Linked DNA regions of Homo sapiens: regions 2 and 3 are each linked to region 1. A link is a contact called in ENCODE Hi-C or POLR2A ChIA-PET data. All regions are on one chromosome and are shown on one strand. Each heading gives the region's core, a stretch centred on a gene start or an enhancer-like site at or near the end of the contact. The rest is flanking DNA. Distances are from core to core; before and after follow the strand shown. Region 1 holds the start of MRPL28 (mitochondrial ribosomal protein L28). Region 2 holds the start of CHTF18 (chromosome transmission fidelity factor 18). Region 3 holds the start of WDR24 (WD repeat domain 24).

Region 1 (2,825 bases), core at 1-2,500:
TGAGATCCCTCTGCAGATCCCAGCTGCTGTCTGCAGTGGCCCCTGGGGCCTGGGCTTGGTTACTTGGAGACCACAGGTGCCTGTGCGAGGGTGGGGCTGTGTGCTCTGCTGGCCTGTGGGTGGCTAGAGATGGGGAGAAGGACTCCCTATGGTCCTGTTCCCTGGCGAGGCTGTGGTGAGACCCATGGCGCCCAGGAGCCCTGAGCCCACCACTGGGGCCGGGAGCTGTGGACTCCGAGACCCCTGCTCCTGGCCCCTGTGTGGCCCTGATGCCAGCCTGCCTGGGGCATGGAGGATCCCCCTCTGCTGCTGTGGTCACCATAGGGACGGGAGACGGAGGTTTCCCCCAGAGCTGATGGGCACTGGGGATGCAGGCTCCCGCCCCGCCCCTCCCTTTTTCCTGGCTCTGGAGCCTTGGGTCCCTGAGAAGAGCTTCCTTGGACTGGGGTGCTCTGCTGCTCTGGGGGTTTGGCCCAGAAGGAACCCCTACCCAGCCCTGTCCACCCACCCCAGCGTTCCTGGGCCCCCCTCTGGGAGCTTCCTCTTGGTCCCAGGAGCTGCGGTGGTGTCTGCCCCCTGCACTGGGCTCTGTGCCCTGTGGGTGTTCAGGAGACTGGACTGTCTCTGCTCCTCATGCAAACCTTGTGGGGGAAGCAATGACCAGGAGCAGCACCTGGCCCCTCCCTGAGGCCTGTGAGTGTCTCGGATCCGCCCTGGAGAAGTGAGTGGCTGAGACCCGGGTGGGGCCCTCCTACCCTTGGCTCTGGGGGCTTCCCTTCTGGGTCTTGTCCGGGATATGGCCTTCCTGAAGGTCTTACCTCCCCCAGCCGCCCTGCACTTGACCACCAAAGCAATCTCTAAGCTTATAAAGGAGAAACATATATATATGGGGTTTTTTGGAGTAAAGGAAAATTCTAAGATATTAAGACATATTTTTATGTAGATCTGATCTATCTGTGTTTGGTGAATTTAATATTCTACATTGATTTTTCAAACTAAACGAGTTTTTACATTTTTTCTGTGCTCCTTCCCGGGTAGGGTAAGTGGGGCCCGGGAGAACAAGCACCGCCCCGCCCGTGCCGCCCTTCGCGGAAACGCCGGGGCCGCACGTAGCTAACGGTGCCTTGAGCTGCTGCTGCTGTATGTGGGGTGTTTTTTACGGTCCCTAAAGACGGAAGCGGGGCGGGACGAGGGGGTAGACGGATGGCTTTTACAGCCAGTCAGCGGTGGGAGGAGGGCCAGGCGCGGCAGATCGGCTTCCGGTTCCGGTGGGCTCTGAACCCTGAAAGGTGGGCGCGGGCAGGTGGGGTGTGGGGGGGCGCCGGGGCAGAAGGGGAGGGGCAGGTGGGTGCGGGACAGGGGCCGGAGTGAGAACCGGGGGCCGGGGTAGGGGGTAGCGGGTGAGAGCCGGGGGCCGGGGTAGCGGGTGAGAGCCGGGGGCCGGGGTAGCGGGTGAGAGCCGGGGGCCGGGGTAGCGGGTGAGAGTCGGGGGCCGGGGTAGGGGGTGAGTGCCGGGGGCCTGGCCAGGCTGCGACTGACTGCGAGCCCCCACCTCCCGCCAGGCTCGCGATGCCTCTACACAAGTATCCCGTGTGGCTCTGGAAGCGGCTGCAGCTGCGGGAGGGCATCTGTTCCCGCCTGCCCGGCCACTACCTGCGCTCCCTGGAGGAGGAGCGGACGCCCACTCCCGTGCACTATAGGCCTCATGGGGCCAAGTTCAAGATCAACCCCAAGAACGGGCAGCGGGAGCGTGTGGAGGACGTGCCCATTCCCATCTACTTTCCCCCCGAATCCCAGCGGGGGTTGTGGGGCGGCGAGGGCTGGATCCTGGGCCAAATATATGCCAACAACGACAAGGTGGGTCCGCAGGCGGCCTTCAGGGGCTCCTCTCAGGGCTTGGCTGTGCCGGCTCTGTGCCGGACGCCCGGGGTACCTGGAGAGACCTGGGTGGGCCCTGGGGATTACAGCCTGGAGGCGACACATCTCCGGCAAAGGAGCACGCTGAGTGAAGAACCGCAGTTCTGGCAAACAGGACTGATAAAGTAGGGGTGAGGTGGGGTGACTCAGGCCGGGGGAGCAACCAGAGGCCGTGGGGAGTCGGGGTAAAGTTAGGATGGGGAGGAGGCCTGTGTGATGAGCAGAGCAGGTGGGAGAGGCGAGCAGAGCAGGTGGGGGAGGCGAGCAGAGCTTCGAGGCTGCTTGTGGTGGACTTCCTGGCGGGACTGCTGAAGCCTGTGGGGAGACTTGTGTCACCTCCAGGTTGGAATGTGACAACCTGTAAACTGTGGGGTCGCACATGTTTCTGAAACACATGCAGCAACCATGTGACCAGGGCGGGAACGCCCAGCTTGTTGGGGAGCAGCTGACTTCTGGGTACACAGTCAGGACCCGGGTCGGGCTGGGGCGGCACTGGGCTGGGGGCCGGCCCAGTTAGCTCTAGGTCCCCAGTCTGACAGCAGTGGTTCTGTGATGGAGCCTCCGGGGGGGAGGTGAGGGCAGTTGCCTGGGCCCCCCTTGGTATGTAAGAGAAAGCAGCAGTACTCATGGAGGCTCTGTTGCACCCTCAGCTCTCCAAGAGGCTGAAGAAAGTGTGGAAGCCACAGCTGTTTGAGCGAGAGTTCTACAGTGAGATCCTGGACAAGAAGTTCACAGTGACTGTGACCATGCGGACCCTGGACCTCATCGATGAGGCTTATGGGCTCGACTTTTACATCCTCAAGGCAAGCGGGGTGGGGCGAGTCAGTGCACACAGGGTCTGGGATGGGCCAGTCAGACTCACGGGAGCCCCAGGTCAGCATCACACCGGGGCACGCTGACATCTGCAC
Region 2 (3,585 bases), core at 1,086-3,585, 420 kb before region 1:
CCTGCCCTCCCCAGGGGCACTCCAGTGTCAGCTGCTGTGAAGGTAGGAAAGGGAACAGAGACTTGGATCAGGTGACACCCTGGACCCCTAGCCTGCCTCACAGGTCACAGGGGACCAGTAGCACACAGCCCTGTGCTCAGTTCACCACCTACAACTCAAAAGGGCAAACCAGAGCCCACTCCGTCTCCGAGGCCCAGTGGATTGGCTGTGCAAAAATCACTGGGCCCAGGTTCTTCCATCTTGGGAACAGAGGAAGCCAGCCACACTTGAGTGAGAACAAGACCTCACGTCATCACTGAGCAGCTCCGTGTAGTGGCGGGGTGCAAACTCATCCACCCAGAGGCAGTGACTGGAGGCGTCTTGACCGTCAGTCGGCTCCTCCTCAGGGGCCCCCAAGGGCTGGGCTGCCTCCTCCTCCCCCGACCTGAGACTGGAGAGGACCACGTCCTGAGCCACAAACAACTCGCAGGGACCATGCCAACCCACACGCTAGGAGCTAGGAGTTGGTGCAAGAGCCAACAAGGGTCCCCAGGGCGGAAGGGCCAACCAAGTCACCTGTGCAGGGTGTCTGAAAGCTTCTGGGCCTCCTGAAGCAGCCGCTCCCGCCGCTGTGCAAACAACAGGCTGGAATCAGGAGGGCTCAGGCGGCCCCGCCACCGCCCCCCAGCAAACCCGCAGCCCCTACCTCGCCGTCGACCTGCTTCTTCAGGGAGGCTAAGGACACACCCAGCAGGTCCAGCTGGCCACCGCCTCGCCATGGGACGTGGAGGAGAGAGCCCTGTGGGGAAGGGAGGACAATTGCCTCTGGGCCCCTCCTAGGTCACAGGATTCACGTCAGCCCCCATCAGTGCTCAGGGACCCGGGTGGGACAACCCCAGTAAGCTGGCCAGTGAGGGGTGGGAGACTGGACAGGGGTGCCAAAGGAATGAAGCCATCCAGATGGGTCAGCTGCAAAGGGAAATTGGGGGCAGCTTTAGGAGAAAGGAGGAAAGGGCAAAAGCAGGAGGGGAAGCAAGGAGGCCCTCTCCACCCGAGGCCATACAAACAGGCTGGACAGCAACCTGCTGTGGGGAGGCTGTGTCCTCTAAGTCTACGCCCCATGACGCAGCCTCCCCCTCTGCACCCCTGGGGCTCTGCACAGGACCCGCTTTAAGCAAATGGCAGGGGTGAGGGGCTCCAAGGACCCTTTCCTGAGCAGCACTGGCCCACCCACCGTGCAGGAAGGCCACAGCCACGCACCTGCACCCCCGGGGCCATGGGGTCAGCACGCAGCACCAGATAAGCCCGGACGCCCTCCGTGGATGTCACGTGGACGTAGTCCTCCAAGATGGGGGGCCGCCTCAGGACGGGATTGCGGGCAGCTGGTGAGGCCCGTGTGAGACCCACGTCGGCAGCAGCTTCTGAGACTCTGGAGAGAGACCGGGGCTCAGTGGCAGAAACTCAAGCGTGGGGTCACCCTTGGATATGGGTGTCCGAGACTGCTCTCAGCCATGGAACCCTCCCCACCCCCCAGGCCTCATCCAGGGCACGGGATGGGCTCCATCTGAGTCCCACTGGACAGATGGGATGGGACGCCCATGTCCAAGCCACACACCCGTGGCCCCAAAGCTCTGCGAGGTCCTCAGGGCTCGGCGGCGGGGTGATGTCCGTCGGCGAGGAGTCGGGAGGGGGCGGCTCCTCCATCTCCTCCGATCTGAAGTTCAGCCTCTTGACCACCTGCAGCCTAGGCCGTTTGATCCTGGGGGCTGGGGGAGACACATGCAGGGAACCAGAGGCCTCCTCAGCCTCGCGCCCACTCCGGAGGCCCTGGGGCAATGCCGCCAACCTACCGTGGGGCAGGGACCCGGCCGGCTGCAGGTCGGCGTCCACCTGCCTCTTCCTGGCGCCGCCCTGGCTGCTGCCCACAGATGCGGCTGGGGCGGGACTGGAGGCCGCGTCCCCTCTGGCAAGGGCCTCCTCGAACGTCCGCGGGGGTCGGCCCGCGGTGAACAGGGGGACCCCGGAGGGCGACGGAGTCGACGCCCCTGCTGGGAGAGGAGATTGTCAGCGGCCGCCCCGAGACAGCAGATCCCGCCAGCGGCGACGTGGAGGCCCCTTCGGCCCCCGGCACGCCCTCCCCGAGGTCGCCACTGTCCCGGCTTTCGCAGCTCCTCCCCAACGGCCGGGGGCCGCGCCCCACCTTCCAGCTCTGCCAGCACCTCCAGCTCGGCCGCGAACTGGTTGTGGAAATCATCCTCGACGCCGCACAGCTCCTGCTCGTAGTCCTCCATACCGTCCGCGAGCCCGAGCTCCCGCTCCGAACCTCCCGCGCCGCCGCCGCCGTCGCGCACTGCCCGCCCCGAGCGTGCCGGGCGCCGCCAATCAGCAGCCGGCGTGCCCGGCGGCGCGCGCCATTGGTTGGCGTGGCGGAGGCGGGGCTGCGCGAGGGGTGGGCGGGGCGAGTTCCTGCTCCGCAGCCCCCGCGTCCTGTCCTGGGGAGCTCGCCATTGGCCGCCGCAGCCGCCCTTCCGCGGCGGGGGCGGGCCGGGGGCGGGCCGGGGGGGGGGGCGGGGCTGCGCGCGCAGCGGTGCAGGGCGGAAGCGCTGCCAGGCGTCCGGAGCGGAGCTTCCAGGGTCTCTGGGTCGCCAGCGCGCGGGCGCGCGGCTGGAGCCGGCGCCGGGCACGGCATCGGGGGCCTGGACTGCACGGCCCGGCAGCAGGTTGGTCTTGGCGTGGGCGTGGGCGCGGGAGGGGCTCGGAGCCAGGGTCGGCCTGCCCACCGGGCCTGTGCGGGGCGCGGGTCTGCGCGGACTGCGGGGAGCGAGGAGGCCCCAGCCCTAACCCGCGCTGCGGGCAGACCTGGCTGCCGGGCCTGGTAGTGCTGCAGCCCCTCCCCGCCCCCACCGTCGGGCAGAGGCATTCACGTGCATCCCCTGGAGGGGAGGGTCTGTGGGGAGGATCTGTGGGGCAGGTTTGGAACGGGCTCTTTCTCCAGGCTTAGGTCAGGCAGGGCCCTTCAGGTCAGCCCGGAGCAGGCTGACTCCTTGACTCCCCAGCTGACGCCCTGGGGACTGATCTCGGGGACTGAGGATGCAGGTGCACAGTAGGGCTGCGGACCCGGCTCGGTGGCTTCGCACCGGAGCCCGGGTGGGGCGGTGCGGGTACCTCTGTATGCTGGGCTGGGGGCGCACCACGTGCTCACAGCACACGCACCCACGCGTGGCTCGGCAGGCCGGCCATGGAGCCAGGCAGCGTGGAGAACCTGTCCATCGTGTACCGGAGCCGCGACTTCCTGGTGGTCAACAAGCACTGGGACGTTCGCATTGACAGCAAGGCGTGGCGGGAGACTCTGACCCTGCAGAAGCAGCTGCGGTACCGCTTTCCCGAGCTGGCCGACCCTGACACCTGCTACGGGTTCAGGTAGGGGGGGCGGCCGGAGCCCCACGGTGGCGTCTGTGGAGGAAAGTGGCTCAGACTCTGGACTCTGTCCCACTCCAGGTTCTGCCACCAGCTGGATTTCTCCACCAGCGGGGCGCTGTGCGTGGCCCTAAACAAGGCAGCCGCCGGCAGCGCGTACAGGTGCTTCAAGGAGCGGCGCGTGACCAA
Region 3 (4,082 bases), core at 622-3,121, 320 kb before region 1:
AATATTCCCTCCAACATATCCAGACTCTAGCCCACCCTTCCAGAGAGGCAGAAATAAACCCTGTTCTATACACAGTAACAGGCAAGGACAAGGATGTCGCAAAAGATTACAAAATGCACCAATAGCAGACAATGGCTCACACCCAGGAGAGACAGAGAGGTCGAAAAAGGCAACTGAGGCTGGGCACAGTGGCTCACGCCTGTAATCCTAGCACTTAGGCCGAAGCGGGTGGATCACCTGAGGTCAGGCGTTCAAGACCAGCCTGGCCAACATGGTGAAACCCTGTCTCTACTAAAAATACAAAAAATTAACAGGGTGTGGTGGTGGTTGCCTATAATCCCAGCTACTAGGGAGGCTGAGGCTGAATCGCTTGAACCTAGGGGGTGGAGGTTGCTATGAGCCGAGACTGCGCCACCTCACTCCAACCTGGGCGAAAGAGCAAAACTCCGTCTCAAAAAATTTTAAAGAGACCGGGTGCGGTGGCTCACACCTGTAATCCTAGCACTTTGGGAGGCCAAGGCGAGTGGATCACCTGAGGTTGGGAGTTCGAGACCAGCCTGACCAACATGGAAAAACTCCATCTCTACTAAAAATACAAAATTAGCCCAGTATGGTGGCCCATGCCTGTAATCCCAGCTACTCGGGAAGCTGAGGCAGGAGAATCGCTTGAACCCAGGAGGCGGAGGTTGCGGTGAGCCAAGATTGCACCATTGCACTCCAGCCTGGGCAACAAGAGCGAAACTCCGTCTCAAAAAGTTTTTTAAAAAAAAGAACGAGAGCAACTGGTTGAACAGGTGTGTCAGGCACTGGGCATTCGGTGGGGATTGAGCCAGAATGTGATTCCTGCCTTGGTGGAATTCACACTCGTATGTGACCGACAACAACCAGTAAACAAACGAATGGGTGGTGACAAGTGCCGTGGAGGCCACAGTGATGGAGAAGCCCATTAGGGCAGTGGTCAGGGAGGTCCGCTCTGTGGAGGAGGCATCGCACGCACGTACAATGTCCCTGAGGCAGGAAAGGGCTTGGTGGGCTGGGAATGGGGGTGGAGGCTGCCATGGCTGGAGGTGGGCAGGGGAAGGCGGAGGCCAGGAGTTGGGGTTCATTCACAGCATAGTGGGAGCTGCCAGAGGCCTCAGGCAGAAGACCTGGTGCCTGACTTCTGTGCGGGTTTCTGATCAAAGGGGAAAGACGGACCCAGGAAAGCCGTTGGGAGGCTGCTCCCGAGGTCGAGGAGTGAGGAAGGAGGGGAAGACTGGGGGCACTCGGAACTTGTCTAGGGATGACCAGATGTCATGATGGACCTGGGGATTAAAATAGGTGATGGCATTAAAATACTGAAATTGAGACTTAAAAAACAGGCCAGGCGCGGTGGCTCACACCTGCATTCCCAGCACTTCAGGAGGCTGACGCCAGAGGATCGCTTGAGTTCAGTAGTTTTAAGACCAGCCTGGCCAACACGGTGAAACCCCGTGTCTACCAAAAATACAAAATTAGCCAAATTAGCCGGGCGTGGTGGCGGGCGCCTGTAGTGCCAGCTACTTGGGAGGCTGAGGCGGGAGAATCGCTTGAACCTGGGAGGTGGAGGTTGCAATGAGCCAAGGTCGCGCCACTGTACTCCAGCCTGGGCGACAGAGCGAGACTCCGTTTAAATAAATAAATAAATAAACCAATCACACAAGCACAGCACCGCAGCGCAATGGCAACGCCCAGGGCGGCCCGCAGACCCCAATCCCGGGCCCCTCCTGGCCTCTGCCAACGCAGCTCCCTGACCCGGAACTTTCGTGGTGTCGGGCGAGAGTTTGTGCCCACTTCCTGAGAGGGATGGGTAAGAAGAGGACCACTTCCGGCGAGGGACGGGAAAGACAGCGGCTTCCGGCGCGGCGGTTCCGGACAACCGTGCGCTTTTAGTAAAAGATTGGGGTTCGCGCGGGGGAGAAGGGCTGCCCCGGGCCCTCTGGTTCTCGTCCCGCAGCGTCCGCTCCCCCGCGCCACTGCGCCGCTCCCAGGAACCCTGTACTCCGGGGTCGCCGGCTTCTCTCCTGCCTCCGGTCCCGCCAGACACCTCGAGCTCCTTAAGTAGCTCGGTCCTTGACGTCCCTCTGGGCCCTTCCCGCGTCTATCGCCTGAGTCCCCGGGCCCCTCTAGCCCTCTGTTCCCTCCCCTCTTTTGTTCCTCCCTAGAGCCCCGCCGCCCTCAGGGCTGACAGTGTGGACGGCGGGAGTCTCCTCGCTCCCCTGCTGGGATTGACTGACCGAGCGTTTAGTGACTGCCCAGATCTGGCTGATGGGGGTACCGAGAGGTGGCCTGGGCCGGGAATGTCCAGCTAGAGTCTTCCGTGGAAGTCAGACATGAAACTGACAGGCCTAAGGGAAGCTAGGAAGTCCCCTCACCGCTCAGCCAGGGTGATGGGCTGGACTGACAGACTCCAGTGAATTTGAGCTTGCCTGTCAGGCTGATTGGCTGATAGACAGCCCTGGATTGGCTCACTAAGACTGACCAGCCCGGGACCAAGCAGTTCTGGGGTCCCAACCTGGGTGGAAGGTCTGAACTGATGACCCACCCAGGCTGACCAGGCCAGCCCACCTCACTGACCTCCTGACCCCTGACCTCATCACCTGTGCAGCCATGGAGAAGATGTCCCGTGTGACCACAGCCCTGGGTGGCAGCGTGCTGACAGGCCGCACCATGCACTGCCACCTGGATGCTCCCGCCAATGCCATCAGTGTGTGCCGCGACGCAGCCCAGGTGGTCGTGGCAGGCCGTAGCATCTTCAAGATCTATGCCATCGAGGAGGAACAGTTCGTGGAAAAGCTGAACCTGCGTGTGGGGCGCAAGCCTTCGCTTAACCTGAGCTGTGCTGACGTGGTCTGGCACCAGATGGATGAGAACCTGCTGGCCACAGCAGCCACCAATGGCGTGGTGGTCACGTGGAACCTGGGCCGGCCATCCCGCAACAAGCAGGACCAGCTGTTCACAGAACACAAGCGCACGGTAAACAAAGTCTGCTTCCACCCCACCGAAGCCCACGTGCTGCTCAGTGGCTCCCAGGATGGCTTCATGAAGTGCTTTGACCTCCGCAGAAAGGACTCTGTCAGCACCTTCTCGGGTGAGGCCACAGAGGCAGGTCAGGGCAGGTGGGCGTCTCTGCCGGTGCCCAGCCTGTCCATGCAGGCGGAAAAGGGCTCCGTGCATCAGAGGCCCTCAGGATCACTCCCAGAGGGCTTCCTCAGGGGGAAAGGGAATCGGCAGGGGAGGGATGGGGCAAGTTGGGCTGGACGGCATGTGAGCCAGGGCAGTCAAGTGGGAAGAGGCAAGAGATGAGACCAGCAGAAATTGAGGCTAGGTGTGGGGTGAGGGAGGGCAGAGCCCCAGCGGTCTCCCAGCCAGCCTGGGTGGTGAGCAGAGAGCCACTGACTCCCTTCCCTCATGTCGGAGCTACAGAGGCTGCCTCATAGCAGGAGGTCTGCCAGGACTTCCAGGTTTCCTGGCCCAGGGAGGCAGAGGAGGTGGGTTTGCTGTCCAGTGCCCTGGGGCCCTTTTCCTAACAGGCCCAGCTCCCCGATGGCTGCCCTGAGCCAGCTCTCCCTTGTTCACCTGGAGGAGACTAGGTATGAAGCACAAGGCGGAGCCCTCAGGGGCCTCAGAGAATTTTCAGGCCACTTAAGACAGATCCTGGCAGGGCGCGGTGGCTCATGCCTGTAATCCCAGCACTTTGGGAGGCCGAGGCAGGCCGATCACGAGGTCAGGAGATTGAGACCCTCCTGGCTAACACAGGGAAACCCCATATCCACTAAAAATACAAAACAAAAAATTAGCTGGGCGCAGTGGCACGCGCCTGTAATCCTAGCTACTTGGGAGGTTGGGGCAGGAGAATTGCTTGAACCCGGGAGGTGGAGGTTGCAGTGAGCCCAGATCGTGCCACTTGCACTCCAGCCTGGGTGACAGAGGGAGACTCCGTCTAAAAAGACAGATCCTGAGCTGCCTCCCCTGCAGGGCCCTGGAGGAAGGTTGGGTACCGCCCTTGAAGTTTCTTGGTGTGGTGGTCCCCTAGGGTGGACCTGGGCCCTGAGTCATCCAGT

Evidence for each region. A loop is a pair of places that touch in the nucleus more often than their neighbours do. ChIA-PET counts read pairs that join two places held with the same protein, here RNA polymerase II (POLR2A). Pooled maps may share reads with other maps.
Region 2: a loop to region 1 is called in a pooled map, with 7 times the contacts of the local background. The contact joins the promoter of CHTF18 here to the promoter of MRPL28 in region 1. A Hi-C loop is called at or near these places in 2 of 37 single-sample maps with no recorded cell type and 3 of 50 pooled maps. POLR2A ChIA-PET finds 5 or more read pairs at or near these places in 1 of 52 experiments (A673).
Region 3: a loop to region 1 is called in a pooled map, with 4 times the contacts of the local background. The contact joins the promoter of WDR24 here to the promoter of MRPL28 in region 1. A Hi-C loop is called at or near these places in 5 of 37 single-sample maps with no recorded cell type and 7 of 50 pooled maps. POLR2A ChIA-PET finds 5 or more read pairs at or near these places in 3 of 52 experiments (H1, activated T-cell and naive thymus-derived CD4-positive, alpha-beta T cell).

What each region holds. Positions count from the first base shown.
Region 1 is chr16:368,963-371,787 of GRCh38, reverse strand. It overlaps MRPL28 (mitochondrial ribosomal protein L28), which reads left to right and starts at 1,250. Exons shown (of 6, transcript NM_006428.5): 1 at 1,250-1,289; 2 at 1,563-1,857; 3 at 2,568-2,720. The coding sequence starts at 1,570. It overlaps PGAP6 (post-GPI attachment to proteins 6), which reads left to right. Exons shown (of 13, transcript NM_021259.3): 13 at 1-1,000.
Region 2 is chr16:787,370-790,954 of GRCh38, reverse strand. It overlaps CHTF18 (chromosome transmission fidelity factor 18), which reads right to left and starts at 2,335. Exons shown (of 22, transcript NM_022092.3): 1 at 2,180-2,335; 2 at 1,830-2,024; 3 at 1,595-1,745; 4 at 1,240-1,408; 5 at 686-778; 6 at 556-608; 7 at 289-430. The coding sequence starts at 2,270. It overlaps RPUSD1 (RNA pseudouridine synthase domain containing 1), which reads left to right and starts at 2,574. Exons shown (of 6, transcript NM_058192.3): 1 at 2,574-2,699; 2 at 3,211-3,399; 3 at 3,478-3,585. The coding sequence starts at 3,218. RefSeq lists silencers at 2,042-2,101, 2,282-2,741, 2,762-2,851 and an enhancer at 3,301-3,585.
Region 3 is chr16:688,187-692,268 of GRCh38, reverse strand. It overlaps WDR24 (WD repeat domain 24), which reads left to right and starts at 1,871. Exons shown (of 9, transcript NM_032259.4): 1 at 1,871-3,109. The coding sequence starts at 2,629. RefSeq lists an enhancer at 1,443-1,990.